2 separate regions of the Mus musculus genome follow, and region 1 is linked to region 2. A link is a loop called in an ENCODE intact Hi-C map of the cell type or tissue named here. Cell type or tissue: gastrocnemius. All regions are shown on one strand. Links, peaks and the distances in the headings refer to the core of each region. The heading gives the core; the rest is flanking DNA.

What was found. Peaks named below come from ENCODE experiments on the same cell type or tissue, not always from the same donor. Only the 100,000 strongest peaks of a DNase experiment are listed, where the experiment ranks them.
Region 1: it touches region 2 in a loop (2.3-fold over the local background); 3 of 42 quality-filtered maps call a loop at or near these places.

What each region holds. Positions count from the first base shown.
Region 1 is chr9:43,483,554-43,498,861 of GRCm38, forward strand. No RefSeq gene overlaps it. Among named protein-coding and RNA genes, the nearest start is that of Gm36855, 30 kb to the right of the region's middle. In gastrocnemius, for the core only: a CTCF peak has its summit at 8,043 (motif pointing left); a DNase peak (open chromatin) is centred at 7,853.
Region 2 is chr9:43,798,578-43,813,012 of GRCm38, forward strand. It overlaps Nectin1 (nectin cell adhesion molecule 1), which reads left to right. Exons shown (of 6, transcript NM_021424.3): 6 at 4,895-8,884. The coding sequence ends at 5,439. Among named protein-coding and RNA genes, the nearest start is that of Gm46108, 15 kb to the left of the region's middle. In gastrocnemius, for the core only: a CTCF peak has its summit at 3,599 (motif pointing left); DNase peaks (open chromatin) are centred at 3,601, 5,226, 6,266 and 7,231; H3K27ac peaks cover 1,973 bases.

The sequences.
Region 1 (15,308 bases), core at 3,671-11,670, 310 kb before region 2:
GGGCTGTGGTGACAAAATACCACGGAGTGGGTAACTCAGAAATCAGAGTATCGTTCTCATAGTTTTGAAGATTGGGAAGTCCAGGGTCAGAAACTGGCAGATTCAGTGTCCCACGGTGGGAGCCTCATTCCTGACTCATAGATGACAATTGTGTCTTCACATAGTGGAAGGGGTAAAGGGTTTCTCTCAGATCGCTTTCCTAGTGGCACTAATGCCATTAAGGAGATTCTTGAAGGTCTCATAGTATTATCATCTTGTGGAGCAAGATTTCAGTACCTGAAATTTTTTAAAGATTTTTTTATTTCATGTGTCTGAGTATTCTGCCTGTATGTATGTATGTGCACCCTGTATTTTATGTGTCTGAGTGTTCTGCCTGTATGTATGTATGTGCACCCTGTATTTTATCTGTCTGAGATTTCTGCCTGTATGTATGTATGTGCACCCTGTATTTTATGTGTCTGAGTGTTCTGCCTGTATGTATGTATGTATGTATGTATGTATGTATGTATGTGCACCCTGTGCATGCAGTGTCCACAGAGACCAGAAGAGGGCGCTGGATCCACTGAAGCTGGAAGTTACAGACAGTCGTTGGCTGGGTAGAACATGCTGGGAATACAACTTGGCTCTTCTACTTGCTGATGGATTGAGCCATTTCTTCAGTCCCATTTGTACTTGAATGTTTGAGGCACATAAACAAGTGTAATGAGAATTTGGGTCTCTTTAAAAACATAGGAATGTTATGGGAATATATTTCAATCCCAAGGTGTGGGATATGGGGCTGCTTCAGATTGTCCACAACAGCAGACTGATTTGCCTCATGCTCTGGGAGGGGCATGAGTTTGCCAGCTGCAGATAGTTTTGACAAATGTATGAGATGTGGAATTCTGGGGACTCTTGGGAGGGAGGGTATATAGATGCAAGAGCTCTGAGAGGAGTATAGAGCTTGCTGTTCCTCCTGCTGTAGATGGCTGCTGCTGCTGTTGGCTTCGAGTTGCTGGCTGTTGGTTGTTGTTGGTTGTTGGTTGCTGGTTGTTGGTTGCTGGTTGTTGGTTGTTGTTGGTTGTTGGTTGTTGGTTGTTGGTTGTGAGTTGCTGGTTGCTGGTTCCTGGTTGGAGATATCCTAAAAATGAAGCTCAAAATCTCCCCCAAGGAACTCGATGCCCCTAAGCAGCAGGAAATAGTCTAATGGTATCTATGGATGCTCCCTTTCGCCTCTAGCCTTCTTTCTCTCCTCACCAGAATTTCGAGATTGGAAGGGTTAAGGGTCGAGACGGGTGGTAGAAATAGAAACCCATGAAGTAGCCAAAAGTCTGGCTACAACAGAGTCCACACAGTACAAGAATATCAAGGAGCAAGGTAGGCATTCTGCTCAGTCATAGGAGGGACTCCAGCTGTTCTACTTTCATTTCTGTTGCTGTGATAAAATACTCTGAAAGAGTTTGCTTTAACTTCTAGGTTCCTGTCCATCATTAAGGAACAGACAAGGCAGGAATTTCAAACAGCCAGGCACATTATATCCACAGTCAAGCACAGAGAGAAATGAATGCACACACATGATTGCTTGCTTGTACAAAGCTTGACTCCTATACAGTTCAGGGCCTCCTGCCTAGGGAGTGGATCCACCCACACTGGGCTGGGTCTTGCTACGTCAATGAACTTAATTAAGACAATCTCCACAGACAAGCTAACTCAATGTAGAAGTCCCTCATTGTGACTCTCTTCCCAGGTTGATTATAGGGTATGGCAAGATGACAAAGTTGTCATTTCAACTGAGGTGTTCTCATTTTCATGGCAACCGAAGCTGCTCTTAATGCCACCCTGTAGCTTGAATAGCTTGAAAGTAGGTACAGAGTCCGCCCTCAGTATGTGCCGGGCAACGGTTCCAGTGCTCCCTCTCCCCCACAGACACCAGAATCTACACGTACTCACGTTCCTTATAGAAAACCTATACATGTCTTTCATATACTTAGATTGCCTTTAGATTATTTCTCATACTCAAATCAGTGTGATACTATATAACCCCAAGAATAATGAAAAAATCTGTACATGTTTGTATAGGAGTACATTTATTTCCATGTATAATATATATAATATACAAGATATAATTAACATATAATATATGCATATATAATATATAGTGCATGCATATATGTGTATAATGATATATATAACATAATAATATAATATATACATAGTGTGTATATATGTGCATATATAATTGTTTGTTTTGAGACATGATCTCTCTATACACTCTAAACAAGCTTCAGACTTACAGTTCTCCTGCCTTGTCCTCAGAAGTGCTATCCTAGGCTCATGCTACCATCTCCACTTCTTCACAGGGATTTTTGACTTTCAGTTGGTTAAACTCTTGCACATGGTACCTGAAGATATAGAGGGTGACATAGATGCCATTCATATTTTGCAGGGAGGAAACAGTCTCATGTGATCCACCTGAGTCCATACACTTCTATTCTGGAAAGCAGGGCATGGATTCAATGCCAGGAAATAGAGAAGAGGACAGGAACGGTGGTCCAGCCAGACCTCAATACCTATTTACAAACATCTTTGCTACAGTAAACTTACTACCTGCACAGAAGGCTGCTGGTTAAATTAATTAATCTTGTTAAATGCCTTGGTGGGGTAGCTCCCAGGGCAGTCCAAAGATCTAGCCAGTGATGTTAACTTCTGGAAGACTGTAATGCCCCATCTCCCCAACTGTTAAGATGCCTATCCTCAGCTTGGGAGGGGTCTCTCACACCCACTGAAGTTTAGCCACCATGTGGGTCCTGGCATTTCCCTGACCTGGGCTGGGGACGGGGGGGGGGGGGGGGGACGGGGGAGGGGGGAAGGACTCACGTGCAATGTGTGGGAGCGTGGTACGGTCAGGATTTTGTGCTGTGCATCTGTACATAAGAATGAGCCCAACCACGTCACTCCTCATATGTATGAACATTTCCACGTATGTGCACAGCACAACACATGTGGTCACTTGTGAGCCTGTGATTAGTAGACATGGACACCTCCCCTCCTCTCCAGATCCATGGGCAGGAAGCACACAGCAGTCAGCCTTGGTCTGTCTTGTACTTGCAGTGGGGTGTTTTGGTAAGCTGTCAGATGTAAACATTAGCCCCCTAGAATCTCCTTTATGAGGAGGCCAGGAGAGGCAGGTAATTTATCAAGCATTACTTAAAATAGTCCCCCAGCCTCTCACTTCCTCTCTCTTGTTACTGTCTCAGTCTTGATTGTTTCTTCTCCTCTGTGTCTCTGGTTTTCCTGTCTGGAGATTGACAGCCCCCTGCTAACTCAGCCTTGGAGATGCCAGGTGTTGGTGAAACTGACACCTCCCTGCTTGGCCTCCTCCCTTCCCTGAGCTGACTGCTCCTTGGCTAACTCAGGCACACTGTGGCTCCTGTCTGCAGGCCTGCACTCGGGCTGATGGGTGAGCGGTACCTTGCACTGTAGAAGTTTGGGAATCGGGTACTGATGCTGCGATCTGCTGAGTGATGGACCAGCTAATGAGACTCCTGGCACCTGAAGGCCCACCCTCTTCTCACCCTCCAGCCTTTTACGCAGGCCCAGGTGTTATGATGCTGTGTACCAGTGCACAGCCCTCTAACTAGATTCAGGGGGTGGGTGGGGTGCATCAGGAGTCCCTGTAATCTCTACTTCCAAGATGAAGTGACAAAGGCCAGTGGAGGAACAATACCACTGTTTAAATTTTATACTGCTTGTGCAATGGTTACTACCTCTGTATAGAGCTGAGAAAACAGGGCTTCAGAGGAGGGTGCCAATCATCCATCCAGGCATCACCATTACTCCGAGTATCAGTTGTCACTGATGACCACAAACAACAAGATCACTTCTAGCTAATATAACCAGGAAAGACATTTGGGTGGAAGATTCAGAAAGCTACAGATCATGTGAGAACTTCACAAAAATGTGTGAGTTAAAAGATTAGAGTCAGAAGCTAGGTCACTTTAGGAGGAATGTGTTAGGAGGACTCAGCCCTGGATGCTGGGTGCCACTAGAGCCACTGTCACATGCATTTCACACTCTTCTGTGTGTACCCTGGTATCTGAGGGTCAGCAGGCGTCACATCACCCCTCAGTGTCTGGAGACTCTATCCTGCCTTTCACGAGTCACAAATGCAGATTAGGGATCCTAAGATGAGCAGCCAGCACCAATGGACCTGCAAACCATGTGAATGCTCCAAGGGGGCTAAGCTACCTGGCTGCCAGGCAGACACTCTCTATTACAGAGTCCTAAACAATTAGGCTTCAGCCAATCAGAATCGAGGCCAACAAAAGCTGAGTTTGGCTATGGTTGTGTCATGCCACCAGCTACCTGTCATTTCTATATCAATAGAGCAAAATTCAGACCCAGGACTCCTGACTGCCTGGGCCAGAGTTCTTGCTATTGAGACCATGTTTCTCCAACTTTTTAATAAAAAGTGACTGTCATCAGTGACACACTGGAGTGAACCTGAGAGAAATAAGGTAGATAGATAGATAGATGATAGTCTAGATAAATAGATAGATAGATAGATAGATACATACATACATACATACATACATACATACATACATCATACATACACAGATAGATAGTAGGTAGATTACATACAGATACATATATAGATGATAGATAGATAGATAGATAGATAGATAGATAGATAGATAGATAGATAGATAGATAGATGTGATAGAATATAGGTAGATAGATGATGATACATAGGTGATAGATTGATACATAGACAGATATGAAGGAGTATAGGTAGATGGTAGATAGATTAGATAGATGGTAGATGGTTGGTAGATGGTAAATATACATATTAGACAGCTGATAGATGATAAATAGTAGACAACTATATTAAATATGTTAGATCAGATTAGATCAACATAAAAAGGTATGTGGTGGAAGAGAAGCCCATTACATATTTTTATATTTTGTCATTATGATAAAAATGAAAAACAACCCTGTTGAAATTCAGGCTCTGCTACTCAACTGCCTGCCTGTCATCTCTGCTTACTTGCACACCATCTGTCTCAGAAATGCCACACCAGAGTCTCCACACCCGTTCCCCAACCATCACCACCAACCTCGGCTACCTGCATCTTCCCAGCTCAGCTGAGATCTTGCTTAACCTGCTGTTTGCCCATGCTCAACCCTTCAGTGTCTTCTTTGACTCTTCTGTGTTCTCCATCCACCCTTTGTCTCTGTTATGGGATTCCTATACACGTCCTACACATAGCATGTCACAAAATCTTTGCATGACCACCTATAGCCTATCTGTCCAAACTTGCCACCATTTGGTTCCAACTACCATCAATTCCTCCTTGGAGTCTCACAACACCTTTCTAAATTAGTTCTCCTGTTCTTTGAGGCTTTTCTTATCACAATGGCCAGAGTTTTCCTTAAAACGTCTACATCATGGACTAGAACGTGGCTCCATTGGGACAGTACTTGCCTAGCCTGCCTGAAGCCCTGGGTTCAATCCCCAGCATGAGTGGAGTGTGGCAGCACACACCTGCAAACCCTGCACTGGGGAAGCAGAGGCGGTGTGGTTAGATGATCGGTGTCAGTCTCGGCTATGTAGAGACTTGGAAGCCAGCTTGGAATGCGTGCAGCTCTGTCTCGCGTGAAATAAAGCACATGGCATATGATGTCACTCAGTGCCTTCAGATTTACTCAAAGGCAGGAACAGCATTCTCCAGGTGTCTCTGAGGCCTTCTCCCAGGCTAGACTCCACCATCGCTGACATCATCTGGTCCTCCCTGCCTTGCTCGCTCTGCAAGCTATGTAGCCACAAAGCCCGCTTCCTGCTCTGGAGCACGGTGCTCTTGCTCTGTCCCTGGTTCTTGGCGTGTGCTCTTTTCTCATGCAGAACTCTTCCTGGCACATCTGCATTGCTTCCTCTGTTCCTTCTCCCGTCCCGTTGCTCAGTGCTGGCTTCTGATGAGACCTGCCCTGACCTGTTTTCCCATAGTCCTAATTACCCCATAGTGCTCAGCATCTGACACACGTCACTCATTTATTTTATATCTTGCTCTTTGTCTCGCTGTGTTAGAATGTCAACTCCAAGCAGACAGAGGCTTTGCCTGTCCAGTGTAGCTAGAGTACGGCCTAGAGTATTCCTAATGTTTTTGAAAGAATGAAGAAAGATACAAACTGTTAGGAGGGATATAATTTAAATTTGCCTAAAATGGAGATCTTAGCCAGTACGACATAGTTTCTAAGTCTTAAACAATAAACACCGCACCCATACGCACACACGGCATTTTTGACCGGCTTTGTGCCTGCGATGGCTTCGTGTGATTCTGACTCCAGGTTTTCAATACATTCTCTTCAGACTGTTGATAATCTCCATTGACAAGAAGCTTTGCATGCAGAAACCAGCAGCACATTCAAAAATTTGCCGCAGTTGAAATTATGTTTAAAGACTCTCGGAGCCCTTCCTTTTCTTCCATTGGCAGACGTAACGGTGAAATACCCGGGGATAATGCTAATGGATTTGAACGCTATTGAACGTTTTTCATACCAAGCATTTCACAATAGCGCTGACACTCCAACCTGGAACAGGTGGGTGCATTGTCACAGCCTGCAGCTGGCTTAGATGTCATGAATGGCAAAGGAGCCGGCAATGTTTACAGTCGCCTCAGCCTCCCTCCCTTCCTCCTGCTCACTAGCAGCTCCTTGGAGTCTATAGGATGCTTCTGCTCAGAATAAAACACACATCCCGTGATGTCACTCCAGAAGTCCTCTGACATCTCTGCGGGGCCTCTTGCCTTAAAGGACAGGAGCCTGTTGTCAAATCATGGAACCATCCAGGTGGCAGAGGCTCTCTCAAGCTGTGACAGCAGGATGTTGATGGGGTTGTTCAGGTCTCTTGATGGGGACTATGAGATCCACCGTTGCCTCCTATTCTTTGATCTCTGCACAGAAACTCCAATAGCCTCCCCCTGCCCATATGACAAGCTTTGAGACCCAGTGGCCATAGCCCAGTGTCCCAGGGCACATCACTCAGGGGACTGACCTGTGGCTTACTGAGTCTAACACTGACCAGTTATGTGTCCTTGGGTGGGTCAGCCTCCTACTCCAAATTCAGGCAACAAGAGAAAGTTGATTAAAAAGGTGTCTGTAGAGGAATGGGTGTGTCCTCCTGGGATTGTGGGACTGGGATTGCAGAGACTGATTTGGGATAGAATAGGAGGGTCCATCTGAGAAAGACATTCCTCGGCCCCCTCCGAACCCATAGCGCCTCCAGATGATCATTTTTATATCTTGGAATCCCACAGACGCTCCTGATAAAAAGAGACTCCTGCAGCTAACAGAAAGTTTGAAATCAGTGCATTCTGATGGTCTCTTGCCCCTGGGGCCTCTGCTTCCTTCCCACTGTCGCTGTGTTCAAGGAGAAGAAAATAATTCAGAATGAACTTTTTAATATATTTTACCATAAAAATGCCATCTTTCCTTAATAAAAGTAAGACAGGAACCCTCAAAGTGGCCATTGGGAAGGATTTTCTCCGTGTGATGGGCTGGATGGCCCACGCATTTCGTCGCTGTATTTGAGTCAGCTTCCCTTTGGGAGCGTCCATGTGACTCCTTCTAACAGGAGCCTGCTGTCTCCTGCACACTGCCTCCAGGGAGTGACAGAACAACCTTCCCTCCCCACCCTCGGCCCATGACACAGGGAAGATAAAGTTCAGAGTTGCTTTCAGTGATACGTTATGAGGGACACTGGGGTAGCACAGGAGCAAACAGAGATAGTGACATCGCCTGGCCAACTGGTTTGCCAGCTGTGACCAGCCTGCCCGGGCTGAAAAGCCCTTTTTTATCCCATTGGTCCTAAGAGTTTCAGTTCTCGACATTTCCCTCCACTGGGTAGCCATCACCTGACAGAATCCAGGAAAGTGGAGTATAGTCCTTGATATCCATGCCATTTCATAAGCCAAAGCCAGGCTGTAGGCAAAGAGCCTCCTTGTTAATGATTACTATCCACCTCTACTTAAGCAATGCCACTTTTTAACAGGTGCCCCCTACTGGTTCACTTTAGCAACAGCATCAATAGTATTCTCAAGCAGAGAAAGGCGCAGCAAATTTCCTAATATTTCACTGCTTGATGGGAGCAGAGAGAGGATTAGACACTGATGGTCTATTTAGGGTCCTTCCTGGCACTTGTGGGCAATCGGAACAGCCCAGGAGCTTAAGATCTCTCTCTCTCTCTCTCTCCCCCTCTCTCTTTCTGTCTTTGTGTTTTCACTTTTAATTTGAGACAACAGGAGAAATAAGCAAACAAAAGTGTACATGCAAATATCAGAGTCTTAGAGAGAGAGGAAGCCATGGGCTCTGACATTCTCTGCATTCTCACATTGGTGTGTCTGTCTGTCTGTCTGTCTTTACATATACACAGAGTACACATACATGTACAGGTGCATATATGTGAATGAAGGCCTGAGGACAAGCTTGGGTGTTGTAACTTGGGTGCTCTCCTTATTTTGAGACAAGGCCACCAAAAATAAAACCTAGGCTGGCTAGCCAGTGGGCTCTCGAGTTCCATTTGTCTTCAGTCCCTCACACTGGAACTACAAGCCTGTACCACTATGCCTGACTTTTTGTGTGGGTTCTGGGGTTCAAACTTGCATGGCAAGCACTTTACAAGTTGGTTTACCAACTGAGCCATCTCCCTAAGTCCTTTTATCTTTAAGAAAACCCATCAGAGAGTGCTGGAAGGGGTGAGGTTGGTTGCTCCATTGTCCTACCCTGTACTTCTGTCCAGAATCTAGACCCCTAAGGGAAGGGTTTGCCTTGAATAAGGAAATGTGGCTCTGCTTGTGTTTGTAGCCCGAGTTCCCTCAATAGGCAATTGTGACTTGCAAAGGCTCAGGGCCAAAAATGCAGAGAATGTCAGAGCCCACGGCTTCCTCTCTCTCTAAGACTCTGATATTTGCATGTACACTTTTGTTTGCTTATTTCTCCTGTTGTCTCAAATTAGAAGTGAAAACCAGTACAGAGCAGCACGAGGCATTCCTTCCTTGGGATGGAATTACCTTCCTAGCCTTGGGGTTTGATCTTGCCAAGACAATTTGGAATCCGTTACAGCCTTGCGAGCATCCTAAGGTTTCCTTTCATCTGCTGGCCTCTGGGGATGCTATGTTTATTTAGGAGAAAGGAGGAGGCCTGACCTTTCTAGGTTTCTGGGCTCACTACACATTTATGTAGACTTTCACAGGCAAGACCCCACGCCCAGGACCCTTCCTGTGACCCATGCCTGGGGGCTTGCTGGAAACTGGAGTGGGGGGTGGGGGAGGGAGGGTGCCAGATTATAACCAGTGTCTTTCTTTCCCAGTTAGAGGCACATGTTTGAACTCCTGCCTGCCTAGGAGCTCATATCTGAAAGGATATGAGGAAAACCTTACGGCATACTCTCAAAAACCAACTCAGCTTTAACAGCTTTAACAGTCCAAGTCTGCCCTCCTCAGCCCCCGCGCTCGGGGCGGGAGAATGCTAACAGCATTGGTTCCCTCTCATGGAGGGAACAGGGCTCAGATGAGACCATATTCATTCAAAGCTATGCAGAGTGATGCACAGAGTTCTGAAGGACTGTGGTTCTATAAGTACATGGATTCTATATGACATTCCAAGAAAGAGAACTGGTCCCAGAAACCTCACACAAAGCTCCCCCATCTCATTATCTTTCTTCCCCAAAGATCCTTTTAGCTCATTTGTTTGTTGTTGTTGTTGTTGTTGTTGTTGTTGTTGTTGTTGTTGTTCTTCTTCTTCTTCTTCTTCTTCTTCTTCTTCTTCTTCTTCTTCTTCTTCTTCTTCTTCTTCTTCTTCTTCTTCTTCTTCCTCTTCTTCTTCTTCTTCTTCTTCTTCTTCTTCTTCTTCTTCTTCTTCTTCTTCTTCTTCTTCTTCCCCCTCCCTCTCCCTCCCCCTCCCCCTCTCTCCCTCTCCTCCTATCTTCCCCTCCCCTCTCTCCCTCTCCCCCCTCCCTCTCTCTCCTTCTATTGAAAGTGCTCATGAGAGGGCAGCACTCCCTACCTCCAGGCTGCATGGTCCCTCCCAGACAGGTTTCTGAAGAGAGATTTAATTCAATTCCACAAGGATTTGCTTGTGCCACAGTGCTTCACACTGCACGTTGACAAAACTAGTATTGACGAGTTCACTTTGATTTTCATGGTAACCCTGAGAGGCAGGTAGCAGATCAATTAGAATTCCTAAATTTGAGAAAAAGAAAATGAGAGTTAGGGGTTAAATGGGGTCGCCAGGCTTACTGGAGCAGGGGGAGAAACTCAGCAGGAAGTTCTGGATGCTGTTAGAGGCTGCCCCACTGCTCCTGAGTCCTGGAGTCCCGATCTCAGCTCCCTGCACAGCATCAGCATGTAGATCTCCTTGCCCCCATACCCATTACCCATTGTCCTAGACCTGGGGACATTACCCTAGACTCAGAGATTTCCCCAGCTGATCTTCAGTTGGTCATCTCTGCATTCTCTCTCTCTCTCTCTTAGTTCCAGCTCTCAACCCTGAGCCTGGCACATGATCCATATTTAGTAGATAATGAATTCATAAAGCAGGCATTAAGAGTAGGAAATGGTAGAAACACTCTGGCCAACAGTAGCAGAATCGTTAAGGAAACTATGAGGTATCTTGTATGTGGACTATCATGTGGCTGTTAAAAACCACGCTAATGAAAAATTAATATCAGTGTGAAAAAGTCATAGGTTATTGCCCTGTGAAAATGCAAATCACAACCTGCATATGGCAGTAATCTTAGCACTTGGGAATCTGAAACAAGTGCCATGAGTTTGAGGCTAGCCTGGTGACATAGCTTCAGGCTAGCCTGGACTATGCAAAGAAATTCTGTTTTAAAAACAAACAAAACACCACCACTGCCACTACCAAAACGCACTATAAAATCGTGCATAGATTATGACCACAGCCATATAAAATACAATAACACGGACACAATTATGCATTTTGTTCTCTGAAGAACACAAGACGGATATCAAGGATATTAAGGGAAGTCTTAGTTTCTCTCCCAAGTCACATGTCTGGGTTCCTGGTGGACTTTTCTGGTTGTGAAAATGGATAGGGTCTCAGAACCGCTATCAAACAGACAGAGAACTCGTGGGCTGAGCTCCCACCCAGCTTTAGAAAACACAGCGGTAGTCATTAGGAACTCTGCCTTGGATTCACAGAGGAGAATGAGACACTTCTTCCTCACCTCGTTTTCCTTGATGGGGCTCTGAGGCTGGTAGATAAAGAGAATGTTATAGGCTTAATGGGTATTGATTCAGCAGTAGATTTGACAGACTCTCCATCCCTATGAACAAGGTGGAGAAATGTGGGGCCAGAGAACAGCACCATTCGGTGCTCAGAAAGAGGCTGTAAACACACATGCAAATGATCATGGTCAGTGGTTTCCAGACTATTCTGGAGTAGGCTCTGTGAGCCGATACCTGCCGCTCATCTAGCCCATTGCTCCTTCTTTCTGATGCCAATGGGGCTCTACAATCCTCAGGCCTCCCAGCAGACCAGCATTGAGCATTCAGTTTCTGTGGTGAAACTCACTAGCCATCAGTCAGTCCAAGCCTTGACCTTTAGGGAAATCTCCTGTATTTCGGGACTGCCTTATCTGATCGGACTCCATGTGACTCGGGATCCAAACTCAGTAATGAAGTGGTATGTCCATTTCCAAGATGACTTAAAGTCTGGGAGGAAGGGTGAGTGTATCAACATTGATCAACATGTAATCAAAGTGTATTATGGGATGGAAGCTAAAGAGTCAAGATGAGAGTAATTTAAAGTCCCACACTTTAGTCTGTGAATGAATCTGCACAAGATCAGATAGATTGCTTGTAGCAATGGTTTGCCAGCAGTTCATCAAGACAGTGGGGCACAAACTAGACCAGGAGGCCATCTGAGGCCGATAAAGCTTTGCACAGTACAACAGGCCAGGATGGCTTAGACTCATCTAGAGTTAAGGCTAAACTATGAACTTTAAAAACCTTTATAAACACTAAAAACCAAAACCAAAACAAAACTGTAAACATACATTCATATTCCCAGCTTACTTACATAACATGAAATCCATCAATAGAATATAAAGCCAGAGGTAAGGTAAATAAATTCAGGAGACTCTGCCTGCCTCTCCCCCATGAACATGTTTTTGCTTATGTTAGAGGTTTAAAGGATCAAAATTTTAAGGGCTTCCTCTTCCTTCTCCTCCTCGTCGTCTTCCTCCTCCTCCTTCCCCACCCCTTGGCTGTAGCCTGGCGCATTTCATTCAGGCATTCACTGGACGTCAGTGTCAACACCATTCGGAGCATATTGAGCCTGGGAGACTCAGCTGGAGAGGGGGCCTGCTATATCATCATCTACATCTGTTTGTGTCCATCTGAGTAAGATCCCAACTTGCTTCCCCCAAGGCTCTCCTATGCATACAGAGTAGGGTGCAATTTCCTTAGTCTGGAAGCATTTTAATCTTGCCAGGACCTGAAAGTGGTTGCTTTTTAAAAAAATCAAAATTAGAGAAACATTTTAAAACACAGAAACACCTCAAGGCTTCTGATGAAATATGGCTGTTCCCAGTTCCATGCCCCTCAGCAGCCTCTACCCTGTTCCCCAGCAGATACCATTTTGACAATATTTATGTCTTTATTCTGGAATTACTTTCATATCTCTAAACAATGTGTTTTAACTAATGCATCTTAATGTACGTGCTTTACGCATTATCTATTGATTATCACCAAGTGCCAGATTTTCCTCTATTATCCGCAACTCCCCCATCTTCATCCTTTTAATGTTTGCTCTCTCTCTCTTTTTTTTTTAAATCGGTAAATGGTGTCAACTGCTTTGCCCAGGAAACTATGGATGACTGTCCCATCAGGTTAGTCTCGCACCCTTTCTGTCCAGTCCTCACTACCCCCAGCTCTTCCTCTGGGCCTCTCTCACCTGACTTTCCAGACCTCCTTGCCTCCTTCCGTTCCTTCTCACTCAAGATTCACTCACAGCTCTAGTGGGGTTTTTTTTGGGGGGGGGAGGGGGTTGGGGTCTGGACGTAGCCCAGTCTAGTTTCTAACTCCCTATGTAGCCAAGGATGGCCCTGAGCTCCTCCTGCCTCCACCTCCCAAGTGCTGGGATTACAGGCTTGTGCTACCACATCTGTTTATTGAAGTGTTGGAGATCAAACCCAGGTCTTTGAATAAGCTCAGTTAACACTCTCCCAACTGAACCAATCCCCAGCTTCCCCCATGTTAGACATTCTCTCTCTCCCTCCCTTCTTCCCTCTCTCTTTCTTCCTTCCTCCCTCCCTCTCTTCCTCCCTTTTTCCTTCCTCCCTCCCCCTTCTTTCCTTCCTCCCCTCCCTCCCTCCCTCCCTCCCTCCCTCCTTCCCTCCCTCCCTCCCTCCCTCCCTTCCTCCCTCCCTCCCTCCCTCCTTTACTTCCTTCCTCCCTCCCTTCCTTCCTCCCTTCCTTCCTTCCTTCCTTCCTTCCTTCCTTCCTTCCTTCCTTCCTTCCTTCCTTCCTTCCTTCCTTCCTCCCTTCATCACATCACATGCTTTAGTTGGACTTCAGCACAGACCCTGAGGCATTCTTGAAACCTTCCTTTTAATTTCCCCAGAGTCCCTTCGTCTTTGCTTGTTGGGCTGGAGACAATGTTCTCTTCAGTCCATCTATTCTTCTCTCTTGATTTCCCGCAGTTTGCAGGGTGCTCTTTGAGTAAATGCTAAGGAGGAGTACAGGAGCAAAGATGATCTGAGTCCTTAGAAGCCCCAAAGTGTATCTGCTCTGCTCTTATAACCCTTGGGTGTGGGAGTCTGACAGTTTCTGGTTGGAGACTGTTCTCATCCAGATCGCTGAGGCCAGCTCCACTGCTGCCCAGTGTCATGGATGAGAAGTGTCTGATGCTAGGCTTCGTAGATGAGCTGTCCCTTCTCTTCCCACCAGCACACCCTTCTCCACACCCCACCTTTCTTTAGCTCTGCTGTTCTGAATCTTTACGCATCTTACTGAGCACAGAACTGGTCCATCTGAGTAGTCTCTTCAGCTCTGTAAAGTCCTTCTGCAGGATTTTTTGAAACTGCTTTCTCTCGTGTTTACTCTCTGAGTTCTCTTAATGAGGTCACAGGTTTCCAGAGTTGATCCTTTGTCATTTTTGCTTTCATATTTTTCTTCTTCTTTTTCCTTCTCTTTTAAAAAGATTCCAGTGACCCATATCATCTCAGCTTTCTATTGAATGTTTTAAATCACAAAATGTCGATCATATATACCACATATTTTAAAACATATTTTGTATTTTGTTTCTTTTTAATTGCATCCTGTTCTTGTTTTACACACACACACACACACACACACATACACACACACACATATCAGCATCTTCATTTTCTTGATGATCTGATTAGAATCATTTTTAGCATTTATTGTAAAAAAATTGTTTTAACTCATTCTGTTTCTTTCATTCCTTGATTACAAATCACTGTTGCAACTTTGCTATTTTCCATTTCCAAATGGTTTTGTACTTTTGTTACATCACATGATACATAAGGCTCTTTAGTGTGCATCGCATTATCATTTAAGGGTCTGAAGTTAGACCTACTAATCTTCAGATTGTTTCCTTCAAAAATTGCTTGGGCCTGTAAGTGTCCCAGATGTAACGTGGCTGCTGTCTAGTATTCAGTCAACTGTCCTCCTGGCCATGGAGGCTTGGATTATTTCCCACAGCAGTTCGCCATCACATTCAGCGTGTTGGTTTGAATACACCATTTTTCCCTAAGCGCATATGAAAATCTGGATATCTCTGCTGTGTCCATCCACAGCACGGCTTCTTCGTCTTCATTAGACAGTGAGTGGCAAGTTACTTTCAAACCTGCTTGTACCAGTTCCTCCTCCTCCTCCCCTCCATTAGAGCTGTCACTGCCCACCCTACTCCACCCCACCCCACCCACCTCCTCCTACCCCAACCCCCTCCCACCTCCCGTCCCCCACCTCATTTTTCTCCTCCTACCCCACACCCTCTCACCTCCCCGCCCCACTTTTCTCCTCCCACCCCCACACCCTCTCACCTCCCCGCCCCACTTTTCTCCTCCCACCCCCACACCCTCCCACCTCCCCGCCCCGTTTTTCTTCTTTCTTGTTGGTGTCAGGATCAACCCCAAGGCCTTGTGTATGCTAGCCCTCCCCCACTCCACCTGCTGGAGGGCTTTCTTGTTCAGTGTATTTATTTATGTACTGGTAAATTTGCTCATTTGCACATTCGCTAATTGGATCGGTGGAAAACAGGATGTCGCTTTTAGTCGGCATTTG
Region 2 (14,435 bases), core at 1-8,000:
CGGTGGATGAGGAAAGTGGCCCTGGGGAGGTGGTGTTCAACCCAAGCCCTGAAGGGGATGATAGCATGAAGCTCCCGTCCATGACAATGATCCCTCAGCTTGCAGAAAAGCAGGACAAGATGGTGTAAGTGCTTGGCAGGGCGCCGGTCATGGAGAGCATTCTAGGCTCTGTAGCTTTGGCTTTCTCTGAGAGTAAAACAGAGTCAATGAGGGGCTGTGGGCAGGGTAGCGATGGGATGTGACTTACACGTTAATGGGATTTTACTGGCTGCTGTATCAAATACAGTCTATAGAAGCAAAGGGGAGAGAGCAGTTGGGTGTCGATAACCATAAATAATCCAGTTGAGAGATGGCGGTGTCTTGAATGAGGGTGGTGGGGATAGAATGGTGAAAAGCACCTAGATTCTAGATTTATTTCGAAATATAATTTACAGAGTAGTTTGGGACACCAACCATTCTCATCAGACAGATGATACAGCAAACCCTGTCATCCTGTGATTAGTGGGGTCAGAAAATCCAATCTAGCCGAGTTAAATGTAAGAGCGCGGTATTTTTCAATGGTTCTTCGCTGGGAGAGCAGGGAGGTAACCGCGGTGGAACTTACATGTGCATAGCGGCCGCGCTTCAGTGAGTCAGCGCCAAAGGACAGGCGGCCACTTCTCCCAGCTCTTCCCTTATTCCGACTGGAAGGAGAACCAGAACCCACTGTGATTAATCGTAACCTGCGCTTATTAGCAATGAGTTTGTAATTAATAGACTTGGATCTGACATCGTGTAAAATACAGCGAAGGATGCAAAGCCGTCGGTCCATAGGAAGTCTACAGAGGAAGAGTTAAACATGAACTACAGAACTGAAGCATGGTGGAGGCATTGCAGCAGGGCGTGTGGTGTGAACGAAGGCTTGTTTGTGCTTAGGGACTCACTCGAGGCTGGTTCTGTATTCCCAGCTATTTGGGAAGCTGAGGCCAAAGGATCACAGGTTCAAGGACAGCCTGAGAAACTTACCAAGACCCTATCTCAAAATATGAAGTAAAAAGTGGTTAAGAATATAGCCTGGTGGTAGAGTACTAGCTGGTGCCAGGCACTTTGTTAAATCCTTAGTATTGCATACACACCGCAAACTGGAACTCAGATAGCAAACATAATGTATTAATCAGCTTTCTGGTACCTGTCATAAAATACATGAGATAATCAATTTAAAAAGTGGAAAGGTTTGCATACCTTTAATCCCAGCACTTGGGAGGCAGAGACAGGCAGAGCTCTATGGGTTCAAGGCTAGCCTGGTCTACATAGTGAGTTTCAGGACAGCCAGGGTTATGTCATGAGATACTTGTCAGGTCAGGGGGTGCAGGGAGGTAGGTGGGGAGGGGAGGGGAGTACACTCTAGCTCACAGTTTCAAAAGTTGCAGTCTATGACTGATTGACCTGTTACATTAGGGCCTATGACGAGACAGTGTATCATAGAAAGAATGTGACTGTAGAATGACTCATTCACTCTGTGGAAGGCAGCAAGCAGACAAGAGACAGGGTCCCCATAGCCCTTTCACAGGTACACCCCCCAGTGACTGGACTTTCTACAGCTCTAAAGGTTCTACCACCTTCCAGTAGTGCCATGAACTAGCAACCAAGCCTTTTGCACTGGGGCCTTTGGTAAGGACAGTTATCCAAATCACAGCAGTCAGCAATGAAGGTGCATGAGAGGAGCTTGGCAGGCCAGGTTCTAAGACCCAGCAGGCAATGGGGACTCACTGCTGGTCTTTGAGACAGAGTGGTCATGTCTTTCCAATGGGAATTAATCTGCTGACTGGGTGGGGCAACCAAGAGTAGAGACTCAGTAAAGGTGAGAGGCCCACAAATGTTCTACCACAACAAAACCCAGAGAGGAACTCAGAGTGAACAAATGGTGGTGGTCGTGGGAGCCCAGGGGAAGCCCGGTAAATAGAGAGAATGAGAAAGGACAGCTAGCCATGTTAGAACAGGTGGGAATTTTGAGTTGGCAGTCCCAGAGGTTTCTTGACTCTATAATCTAACTGTTAGTTCTCCGGGATGGTCCTGTCTTCTGGAAGCTGGGAAACCCTCCATCCTGTGTGTGTATGTCATACTCCAGGGTATGGGGGAAGGTGAAGGGCTCCAGTGTGTCATCTAAGCCAATGTTTCTCAAAGTGTTTGTCCAGCTGTTTTTGCTGACCTCTGAGTAACGGCTCAAGGTTCCAGGAAGTACAGTTTGGAAAACTATCCCAGACACCTTCAGAGATAACAGTTCTGTGGCTGAGTGGGAGCTGTGTACTTGAGGTGGCTTGAGAAGCCAGGAGGATCTCAGTTGAGTCACAGAATGGAGCTGAGTTCTGTCCTGAGCAGAGACAGCAAGGCCCGTAGGTCCAAAGATAAAGCCTCCGCAGGGACAGCGGAGAAAGCTCACAGTGCAGGTGGTTACAGAGCATTGAAAGGAAAAGCCAAGGACTCAGGGCTCCTCACCTCTGCAGGCGAGGGGAGCATAGCAGTTCAGATGCAGCAGGCTGGTCCTTCCATCTAGATGCCTCGATTATTGTCTTAGCCTCTCTGAGCCCACACCATCATCCTTCAAGGCTGGACAAAGTCTAGCCTCCAAGAAACCTTTGTGAATTGCGTGCCTCAATGTTCTTATTCTCTTATTCCCTGAGCACTTCACTGTCAGCTCCTTCCATGTCTGCTTGCTGCAGTGATCCCAGGCATTCCTTTGGCTCTATAGCAATGCTATGACTAGAGAGAAAAAATAGTCGGTGGATATTTGCTAACTGAATAAGGAAGTAGACAGGTGAAGATTGGCCAGGAGTGTGGCTCAGAACCTCAACGCTCAGGAGGCTGAGCTAGGAAGGTCATAAGTTCAAAGCCAACATGGGTTAATGAGACCTTGTTTCAAACCAACCAAGCAAAGAAAGACACGGAGGCAGATGGAGAGGAGGACTTTATCTGAGGCCTGGAGCTGGGGAGGCAGGCTGAGAACACAGATTTCCTTTCTAAGGACAGTGGGACCCAGTAAACCATGATGAGCTCCCAGAGAGGGTTGCAAGAGAAGCAGTCAAAACAGCTCTCAGTAAACACTTAAACTCTCTCAGTAAACTCTGTGACCTGCACTGAGGACACAGTGGTGACTAGTGGGGACCCAAATCCTCTGGGCTTGTGCTTCTCTCAGACAGCTCCAGGCTCAGGAGCTTCTGGGCGGCCACAGCTCAGCCATGTGACCTCAGGCAAGTGTCCCGGACCCTGTCCCCTTTTGAGGCTCCTGTGTTTTCACTAGCCCTCCCAGCCTGAGCAACATGAAAACCTCTTCCCCCATCCAGGACCTCCGCCCTGCTCCTGCCTGCTTGCCAGTAGCACCCCACACACTCACATGGGGCCCATGGGAGGCGTGTGATTCCAATGGAGTGAGTGATGCTGAATCAGGGAGTGAGCTGGCTGCAGCAGGCTCCCAGGAGCAGACACATGGGCCCAGACAGTTCCTTGACCCTGGCCCTCCTGGGCCAGACCGGGAAGAGGCCTGGACAGCAGCCTTCCTTCCATGCTTGCCCTGGGTCTACACCCCAGCGCCTTCCTGAGGCCAGTCATGGTCTCCGGTGCCACCCTGTGGTGGTGCTGGGAACCGTCTCCCTGTGTCCTGCCCTAGGACCTCTTGGCCTCTGGCCTGGGCTGGCCTGGACTGACTTCATATTCACTCATCCACCTCCCAGGCCTCAGAGGGGGTGGAAAAAAGAGACAACAGGGTAGAAAAGAAGGCCACCATCCACCTCCCCCTTCCATCTTCTTCTGGTCTTTTTGTCTTTTCCTGCCTTTATTGCCTTTTAATTTCCACTCTGCATTATTGACTTTTCATTTTTCCTTTATATTTTTTTCTTTTTTTTTTTTTTAGACAGTCTTGATCTATAGCCCAGACTTCCCTTGAACTTATTGCAACCCCCCTATCTTAGTCTCTCACATCCTGAAGTTACAAGTATGAGCCATTATGCCTGGCTCAGACCGTCCACACTATCTGCATATCCTTCCGCATACATTTGTGCCTGGCAAAACCTGTGGGACATGGAACATGCTCTCACATATGTATGCTCCTGATGTGTGATACACATGTAGTCCTCTGTATCCCCTTTCTGCCTGTCCCTGCTCTGTGCCTACCATCTGTCACTTTGGGTGTTTCAACCCTGTAGCCCAAGCTAGCAATCCCAACAGGTCTCTACCTTGCCCTGCAGGGCCATACCACAACCAAAAAGTCACAGCGCTTGTTTGTAGCACACTGATAGGCAGTTGGCACTCACAGGACGTCGGCTGAGCCAAAACTTGGGAATCTACTTTCTATCTGTCCTGAAGACAAAAGGAATTAGTCTGGATTACCTACTAGGTTCCTGGTGTTGGGTCAGTCACTTCTACATGTCAGGCAAAGGGACACTGGTGGCACTTGCATAGGGTTGATATGAAAAAAAAAAAAAAAAAGGCAGGATGATTTCTAATTGGGCCTTTGGGTAAGTTAACCTCGCTAGCCATCTCCTGCATTGAATAGAAATGAACAGCAGACCTCCTTGGAGGGTAGTGACCGTGAGGGACACACAGTTGGGTGCATGTAGATGTGCCTCTGCACCAAGGTGGGATAGGACAGAACTAATGCCACCTCCAGGGATGGTCAGGATGGAAGGCTGGGCGCTCTGGGTACATCAGCTGCCTCTGCTCCTCTCGCCTGCCTGGCTCCCAGTGCTGCAGCTGACCTCAGGAAGGTGGGGTGCTAAGGGGCCTCTGGAATCAGAACTGCTCAAACTCGGGGTGTGGACATCCTGTCCTGGGCTTTTCCCTCCCCTGCCTCCCTACACCCCCGCTGACTTCTGAAGAGCAGACACTGACACAACCCCCTCCATCTCTTTTCCTCACCCAGAATTCCCCTACACCCCGACTCCTGAACACGGGCGGCGCGCCGGGCAGATGCCCACAGCCATCATTGGGGGCGTGGCAGGGAGTGTCCTGCTGGTGCTGATTGTGGTCGGAGGGATCATAGTGGCCCTGCGCAGGCGCCGGCACACCTTCAAGGGTGACTACAGCACCAAGAAGCACGTGTACGGCAACGGCTACAGCAAGGCAGGCATCCCGCAGCATCACCCGCCCATGGCACAGAACCTGCAGTACCCGGATGACTCGGATGATGAAAAGAAGGCCGGCCCATTGGGCGGGAGCAGCTATGAGGAGGAAGAGGAGGAGGAGGGCGGTGGAGGAGGCGAACGTAAGGTGGGCGGCCCCCACCCCAAATATGACGAGGACGCCAAACGGCCCTACTTCACTGTGGATGAGGCTGAGGCCCGTCAGGACGGCTATGGGGACCGGACTCTGGGCTACCAGTATGACCCTGAACAGCTGGACTTGGCTGAGAACATGGTTTCTCAGAACGACGGGTCTTTCATTTCCAAGAAAGAGTGGTATGTGTAGCCCCGCCTTCTGGAGCCTCTGTCTGTGCCCACTTCTCCCAGGCCCCTACCCGCACGCCCCCCTGCCCACCCCCACAGCCCACTGCCCTAAACCAGCCCCAAACTCCTGAGGAGCCAGAGGAGCTCAGGGCAGACCCCACTTGGCTTCGTTTTTTTGTTTTTTGTTTGTTTTTTGTTTTTTTTTTTTTAATTTCCTCCCTCACCCACCCTTCCCCCTGGTGTTGTGTTCGACCGTGGCTTTGGTGTTGCTGTACCTTTCCTTTAAGGACCCCTTCCACTGCCCTGTGTGTAGGGAGCCCTGTTCTTGTCTTGTGTACTTGGGCATCCCTCCAGGGTTTGGGGAGCCAGTCCTCTCCCACCCCCCCACCCCCATCCCCCAACACTGGAATTTGTTTGTGTTCTCTCCGTTGGGAATGGAGGGCAAAGGGAGCTTCGAGATGGAGAGCACCCTCACCCCCACCCGATATGCTGCTCCTCTTCTCAGAAAGATGTAACCCAAGCCCCCACTAAGCTGATGCAGTCAGTGCACCTAAGAGGTTTTAGAGGAGTTCTCCGTGGTACCCAGGGGAGTCTTGTGTGGGGAATAATGGAGCTGAGGGTTCTGCTGGGGTCCTGGGCAGTGTGTTTTCCTGGTGAGGGTGGTTTTATGTTTTCTTTTTTTTTTTCTTTCTGGCCCCCCAAATGGAGTTGGCGTAGCTCTCATATACCCCTCTCTGTTAACGCCCAGTCCGTTCTGTACACAGTGGGTGACCCCAGGTGGATTCTACCCACAGTTCCTATATGCCTCTGCCAACATATGCACACATATCCATGCACACATCCCTGGGCCTATGCCAACCTCTCACGCCCTGCCCAGGCTGAACACTGCCCGAGGCCCAACCCTCTGCTCCACCTCTTACCCGTTCCCAGCTCAGGAAGGGATCAGCCCACAGAAGCATTCAGAGTCAGCTAGGATGAACCTCCCGCACCCACCCACCCACCCCCAAAGCCACTCTACAATTTCAGTGTAGCTCCAACCTTTCCTGACAATGTACATGTTTCTCGGATTTCTCCTTATCTGTCAAGTGCTAGCAACACTTGACTCTTCTGGAAAGTCAGGGCTGGGATCCCAGGAAGGAATGCGAGGCACAGAATTATTGAGACGGAGAAGGCTGCTTTGTGGAAACTGCAAACACAATTGAAGGGGGACTGCTAGCGTCTCATATGGGAAGGCTGGCCTAGATGTGTCTCGGGTCTCAAAGAAAGTGCAGGGGCACCGGGGACCTGCTGCGTATCCACAGACTGACCCCTGCTCACTCTCTCCTGGTGCCAGACTGGCAAGATGGCCGTGTAGAAGGGCCTTTGCATGCAGTCTCCCTCTTTGAATGGGATTCTGGCTTTGTCAGCCGTTCGGGGCTGGGCCTTCCCTTGAGTGCATGGAAAAAGGTCTCCCCACCCCACCTCACCCCAGCCCTCTGTCCCCAAGCTCAAAGTGCCTCGGTTTCTCCATCTGTGCCCCCAGATTACCCTCATTCTAAATGGGCATTCCCAGGGCCTGCCTGTCAGGATCTCAGCCAACTCAGCCCTAAGTGACACTCGCTGAGGGATCACAAACATTGGGGAGAGGGAGGCAGACCATTCTGTGCCCTACGGGCACTGACCCACCCTGCCATAGGCTTCCTAAGGGAGCCCCAGCCCACACCCCACTCCTCCCTGGTGCTGCTATTGAGTTCCCAGTCCAAGCGCCATCTCTGGCACCCCTTACTCAGCCCACCAGCTGGGGCTCTTCTGCCAGGCCCTCACTGCCCTAGTCCCAGCCCAGGCCGCCCAGTAGCCACGTAGCAGAAGTCTGAAGCCATGCCAGCCCTGGGGCGGCTCTCCGTCTTGGCATTGGGGACACTGGATGGGGTGAAGTTTGGGGAAGAAAATTCTGGGGCCTTTCTAGCCACAGGGAGAAGGAAGATGGAGGAGCTGGGCTGCTTCTCCCAGAAGTATTAGTGTCCTTTCCATGTCACAGCTCATCCTGTTCCTCATACCACTCTGCCCCTCTCCTTGGTCCCCCTCCCCCACCCCCAAGGCAGGAGGCAGAACCCTGACTGCCCCAGAGTGGTATTTCTGTCCCTATGGGGCCATAAGACTGAAAGACTCACCCTCCCGAGTCTCTCGCACCTTTCACGGTCATCCCCTATCCCCTGTCTTGTGATGGATCGAGGAGGCCCTGGGCCTGGACAAAGCACCTAAGCTCCCTGTACAAACCTGCACGCCTTTCCCCGAAGCAAAGCACAATTTATAGGGTCCATGCAGCAGGATCTAGGATCCCCAGCCGTGGCACTGAGCGCTTCCAGGCGGCCGCCACCTGGGCTAAGAAAGGACAGGAGTCAGGGGTCGGTAGCTGGACCCAAGGAGAAGGGGCTTTTCTTGCCCTGTGTTTGCGGGACAGTGGACACAGCCAGCTGACAGTGTGACAGAGCGGAGGGCATTTTGCTTCACCTTCATGCCCCCCCCCCCCAGCACAGCTGAGCTTCTGCCAGACTGCGGAGAGTAAACTTGGTGTGTTACCTGCCCAGACCCCTCCGGATGTCGTCCCTAGCTGCCCTCCCCCTCCTGTCCCTCCCCTGCCCCTGGACCCCTGTTTCCCTACAGATTTTGGTATTGTTCTGGTGTGCAACAACCCTCTGAGTCTCTTTTACCAGAAGGACCTGAAATACAGCAACACACAATTAGTGAACACACGCCCAGCACACCAACACACGCCTTCCACAGACCAAGCACAGGTGTGTGTGTGTGTGTGTGCACAAGTACACACATAAACGAGAAACCTGTATTAATTAATGCTCGGGCCCCAAGCCCTGGGAAGGCGCACCCTCTGCCAGCCACCCCAGCGTGCCCCAGTCACTGGTGCAATAACCTTCCTGCCATCGTCCAGGTGGGAGAATCAGGACTCACGTCAGGTGGGTGAGGCCACCCCTCTGAGCCCAGCAGACACTGCATCCTTTCCTGGGAGGAGGGGGGTGCTCCCAGGCCTCTGGAGGAGTCCAGGTAGAGACTTCCCCAAGCCTAACTGCCAACTGAAACCCTCTCCTGGTGAGGGCAGGTGGCTCCAGCTGACCTGGGCCGGAGACACCGAGAGGTGAGGAACCAGCCTCGCTGATGCTGCTTTCTGACCCCAGCTGTGAAGAGTGGGCTGGGGGGAAGAGGGTGACTTTTTTTTTTTTTAACAAATGGAAACAAAATCCAGGAGAAGCTGCCACCCTCGCCTGAGTGTGACTAAGCTTCCTTTGCTTCAGTTTCTATGTCACTGTTTTCCTCTTTGGTCCTGGGGACAGCCCAGCAGATTCCCCTGGTCCTGACCTGGAGGGGGGGAGTGGTTGCCCCGCCCCCTTTTACTTGTATTAAAAAAAAAAGATGGGTTGAAAATGTACTGAGAAAAAAAATGTACTTTTTTATAAATAAAGTGTTTAAAACAAGCCCAAGTGCCTCTTGTCACTGCAGTGGGGTGTGAGCAAGAGAAGGAGACAGACAACCGGACAGCAGGGACGACAAAGGCCAGAGTATCTGATTCTATGATAGGGACTCATTGAGGGGCCACATGGCCACCTTGCGGGCTTCAATGGAGCTATCCCAGGAGACATGAGCTGCGCAGGGCACAGGGGGATGGATGGCTGGCATCTGCTGGCCAGGGCCAAGGCATGGGGGTGTGGGGCAAGAACTGGATGACAAAACTGCACAGCTGAGGAAGGAAGGGCTGCTCCGGCTAGAGTCACAGGCAGCCCCTGCTCCAGAGCTCTTATGTCAGTCACCACCCCTCCCTAGGTCGCTCTCCTCTCGCTCACTTCCTTAGAATTCTGTTCCTCCCTGCCAGGTCCCCTGTGGCTCTGAGGAGCCCCGCAGTGGAGCACCTGCTGTGTTCCATCCCTGGAGACAGAAGAGGGGGCTCCAGCCTTTCCTCTTATATTCTGAGGACACAGCCCAGTCTCCCAGCAGCTCCTCTAGGTCCTAGCCTTACTCTCTCTCTCCCAGGAGACTGGTTAGAAGGAGCTCCTCTCTTCCCTCCTCCTCCTCCTCCTCCTCCTCCTCCTCCTCCTCCTCCTCCTCCTCCTCCTCCTCCTTCTCTCCATACCAACACCATCTGCTTCCCATCCCCTGGGCTGGAATGCAGGACAAATCGACCCTGAGGGTGGGAGGGCAGGGGCTTCAGGGACTGCCCCCTCCTACTCACCCCTGGTGGCATCTCCTTTCACCAAGATCCACCCCATAGAGCTTTGGGCTCCTGGGAGTGGGGATGGGTTGAGGGGCAGGGACCACAGAAGCCAAGGGAGCTGCTTAGCAGAAAGATCTCAGGTTCGCGTGGGAACAAGGCCACCTCCTCCACACCTAAGACTTGGGCAGTACAGAAAGGCAGAATCCAGCATGGAAAAAGCGGAGCCCACAGCTGTCAGCAGCTGGCTGAGCCCCTCACTGGAAAGCTAAACCAAGGAGCCCAGGACAGAGCTGTGTTTAGGTTGTTGATATTCGAATGGGATGCAAATTGGTTGTCTGAGCGTTTATTTCCTCAGTTTTTCAGGCTGTCTGTTTAAGTTAATTTTTAATTTGTGCGAGCAATAAATGCTTAATTACATTATTAATATATTGGAAGAGAGCAGTGGACAGAACATCCTAATTGGCATTTAACTAGAGCGTTCCGGCAAATTAGCCAAGACTTTCTCCCGCTTCGAAGAAGGAGGGCAAGCCAATTAGTCTCAGACACAGCCTCTGTGGGCGGAGCTTGGCCCTGGAGAAGCCAGACCACACCTTCCCCAGGCCTGGAGCCTGATGTCTGACTGAAGAGAGCAGCATCCACACTCAGCTCCCTAGCTGAATCAGGGCTTAGGAGAACCTTCATGCTAGTTAGTTACACCATGGGTCCTCGTTCTGTCTACACCCAAAATCTTTGGCCAGTGCCCCAGACAGAGAGCAGGAAACCTAAGGCTGGATGGCCCAAAGCAGTCCCTGCATGCATAGGGCAAAGGATGTTTCCGGCATACCACCATTGCCCATGCCAAAGGCAATGGCAGAGCATTCTCTGAGCAAATCTCCTGTTTCAGTAACTACAGGAGTAAACTTGACCTTCAGGATTCCGATATTTGATAGTGCAGTCTTTCACATTTTGGGTAACTGGAGGCCAGGCCACTATGCTAGTCTGATTATCCCTGCTCCAAGAATTCAGGGCAAAGGACCCCTAGGTTCCAAATTAGTCATTGGCCTTCTGTGGCTACATAGGATGAGAATTACCAATTTTGTTTGAGAGGATGTGGCATGACCTTCTACCTTGACCTTGAATACATAGGGGCTGTGCAGATATTGGTGGGTCACAAGTACTCTGGGCAGACAGCAGACCTTAGCATCTTACATTATTTGTTACATCTCACGTTAGTACACATTGCTAGTTTAACCCCCTCACTCTGTGTGGAGTGCTGAAGTCTAGAGAGGAAACTAGGGGTGGATGAACCCAGACATACCCTCTAAGTGTATAATGAGCTCGCTCACAGGCAGGGCCACCTCTGAGAGCGGGGAATGGGAAGTGGGGTGTCAAGAAACTGGAGAAGGTGAAACAAGTTTCTGTTGACCAAAAAGCAATGCAAGCCCCCAGTGGAGCATAAGGTGGGCATGCAGGAGCTACACTGAGCATTGAGTAGAGGTGCCAGTCACATTAGACACATTGAAGAAAACTTGCTGGGAAAGATGTCAACGGATGGTTTAAAAGAATGAGAAGGTCAGGCGATGGTGGCACACACTATTAATCCCAGCACTTGGAAGACAGAGGCATGCAGGTCTCTGAGTTCAAGGCCAGCCTGGTCCACAAAGAGAAAACCATGCCATAAATAAAACACACACACACACACACACACACACACACACACACACACACACACACACACACAATGAGAGGGACGTGGATGGTGAGACAGTGGAGGAAGGCCTCTGTTGGCTGACTAAGCACCAGCTGGACTCTGCTTTTGGGAACAACGCTGTATCTGCCTCCGTGCCCAGCAGCTTCTAGGAAACAGTCCTCGGGTTTGACCTGGATGCTAACGTCTATGCTCCTCAAGCCCTATTATATTCCCCCCCTGCTCCAGAAGCTTCATGATGGCCACGCCCAGGTCTTTAGGAGGCTGCTGTCTTACTCCTGGTCTGTACGAACTCCTAGATGATAATCAGAGGCATTGACCCCTCTTTTTATCTCTCTGACAACAACTCCTTTCCAAGTACACAAACACACACACACATACTCCACACCCACTACCCCACCCCACCTCTGGCTTCATCATATCCAGTTCACCCTGAACTCCAGGCTAAGGCCAGCACAGAAGTTGTTATGTCTGCCTTGAGAAACAACCCAATAGCACCCTCTATGCATGCCACAAACTGCACTGAGCACAGATTACTTAACCCAGAATCATCCAATGCATTAATTACGTGCCTTGTTGCTATGACAAAATAGCTGACCAAAGCAATTTAAGGAAGAGTTTATTCTGATTCACTGTCTGACAGTGTGGTCCATTTCGGTGAAGGAGTCATAGCTTGAGGGCTGATGACATTGTATCCACAGTCGGGAAGCAGAGGGAATGAGTGCTGTTTTCAGTTCTTTTCTTTTCTTTTCTTTTCTTTCTTTTTTTTTTTTTTTTTTAATTTGAGCTGCAACCTGAGCCTAGGGAATGGTGCTGCCCACATTTAGGATGGATCTTCCCAACTCAATTAACCTAATCTAGATAATCTCTCAGAGGTACTTCAAGAGATGTGTTCCATAGTGATTCTAAATCTTATGAAGTTGACAATTAAGATTAACCCTTACAGTTGAGGTTTTAAAACTCCAAGCCTTGCCCCAGGCAGATATAGGCAGAACCTTAGAACTTGGGAGCTTTTAACATGCAACCCCGGGACAGTTTAAAAGACAGTGAGATCCAAAGCCTCCAACAGGAAGTTGTGAATGTTCTCAGGTGTCAATCATGATGAAGAGGAGGGTCCTGAGATAGGAGCATGATTAAGCCTGATGGTGCTTGTCTGTAAGTCTGTAATCCTAAAAATCAGGGAAGCTGGGGGAGGATTGTGAGTTTAAGGCAAGCCTTGGATAGAAAGCAAAACCCTAATGAAAGAGAGAGAGAGAGAGAGAGAGAGAGAGAGAGAGAGAGAGATCCATTGACTAATAACATGTGTTAATATCTTGAATAGCAAAGTAGATGGATAGTTGGGGGACATAGGAAAGTAGTGCTCATAGGGCTTAGGTACCAAATATGCCATTTATTATCATATGATCATTATTAATCCCCTTCATCACCATGCTCCAAGACATAATTTCCTGCCTGATGATGCCTGTTACAGAGACCACCACCTGGAGGCAAGTGGAGGGCCAGAGGATAGCCATAGCTGTAGGGAAGAAGTCTGATGTTACACCACTCCTGGATGTGGGGCTCTGGGCACTTTCCAGAAGAGAAAAGAGGTTCCATAGGCCTTCTGTGAACAAAGATTCCGGGTCCATGGGGCTGGAGGAAGTGAATGCGCTTCAAGAAGGAAATTGACAGTTCCCTTGGGGCCCAGTTAGGGACACGAGAAAGGGCGTGAATGATAGAAAAGGGGAAGAGAGCAATGCTTATATCCTTCGTGCCATTTTCCCTGACTAAGGACCAGCTCAAAGGTCCCGAAAAGGCATGTGTTCCACAATGAATGAAAACCTTTTTTTGTTTTGTTTTGTTTTGTTTTGTTTTGTTTTGAGAGGATGGCTGATTCAGACATCTGCAGGTCCCCCGACCTCCTCACGGCCAATTTCCTCTCAACCGGAGCATCTAGCCTATCTTGGTTAGCTTTCTTTCTATTGTTGGGGTAAAACACCAGACCCTAGTGCAACTTAGGGGAGAAAGGGTTTATTCATCCATATGTCCACATCACAGTCCATCAGCTAAGGAAGTCATGGCAAGAACTCAGGCAGGAACCTGGAGGCAGGAACTGAAGTAGAAGCCGTGAAGGAGTGCTACTTTCTGACTTCTTCCCCAAATCTTGCTCAGCCTGCTTTCTTAATATTCCAGGACCATCCACCCATGGGCGAACCACTCACAATAGGCCAGTCTTCTGGCATCAATCATTGATTAAGAAAATGCGCCACAGTGTTGCCCACAGGCCAATCTGATGGCTTCATTTTCTTTCTTTTTTTTTAAATTTATTTCTTTATTTTATGTATACGAGTACACGGTAGCTGTACAGATGGTTGTGAACCATATGATGATGTGGCTGCTGGACCTCTGCTTTGCTCTGGCCCCACTCACTTCTGCCCAAAGATTTATTATTATACGTAAGTACACTGTAGCTGACTTCAGACACACCAGAAGAGGACATCAGATCTCACTACAGATGGTTGTGAGCCACCATGTGGTTGCTGGGATTTGAACTCAGAACCTTCGGAAGAGCAGTCAGTGCTCTTAATCACTGAGCCATCTCTCCAGCCTGGGTTCATTTTCTTAATTGAAGTTTCCTCTTCCCGAATGACTCTAGCTTGTGTCAAGTTGACATAAAGCTAGCCAGCACATAAGCTCTTTTGCATTTCCTCAGCCTCAGGAGAACCTCTTAACCTGTAAGCCAAGGAGCAACAAGTGATGGAGCCACACAAGTTGCCTCCCTCACTGGACTGTCTATGACACAGGAGATGGAGAGGTTGTCTACCTCATCTCCAGTGCTAAGCAAAGAAGGACAGACAGTGGGTGCTCAGGAGAATTGAAGGCAAACTGAATTTGTAAAAGTGACAGTCAAAAGAGATCCTTGGGTCATTCAGGCCAACCTCTCCACAGGGGGAGCAGGGCTACCCCAAGCATCTTTTTTTTTTTAAAGATTTATTTTTGGGGGTGGGTGGGTAAGGGGGACTTTTGGTATAGCATTGGAAATGTAAATGAGCTAAATACCTAATAAAAAATGGGAAAAAAAAAGATTTATTTTATGTATATGAGTACAGTGTATCTGTCTTCAGACACACCAGAAGAGGGCACTGGATCC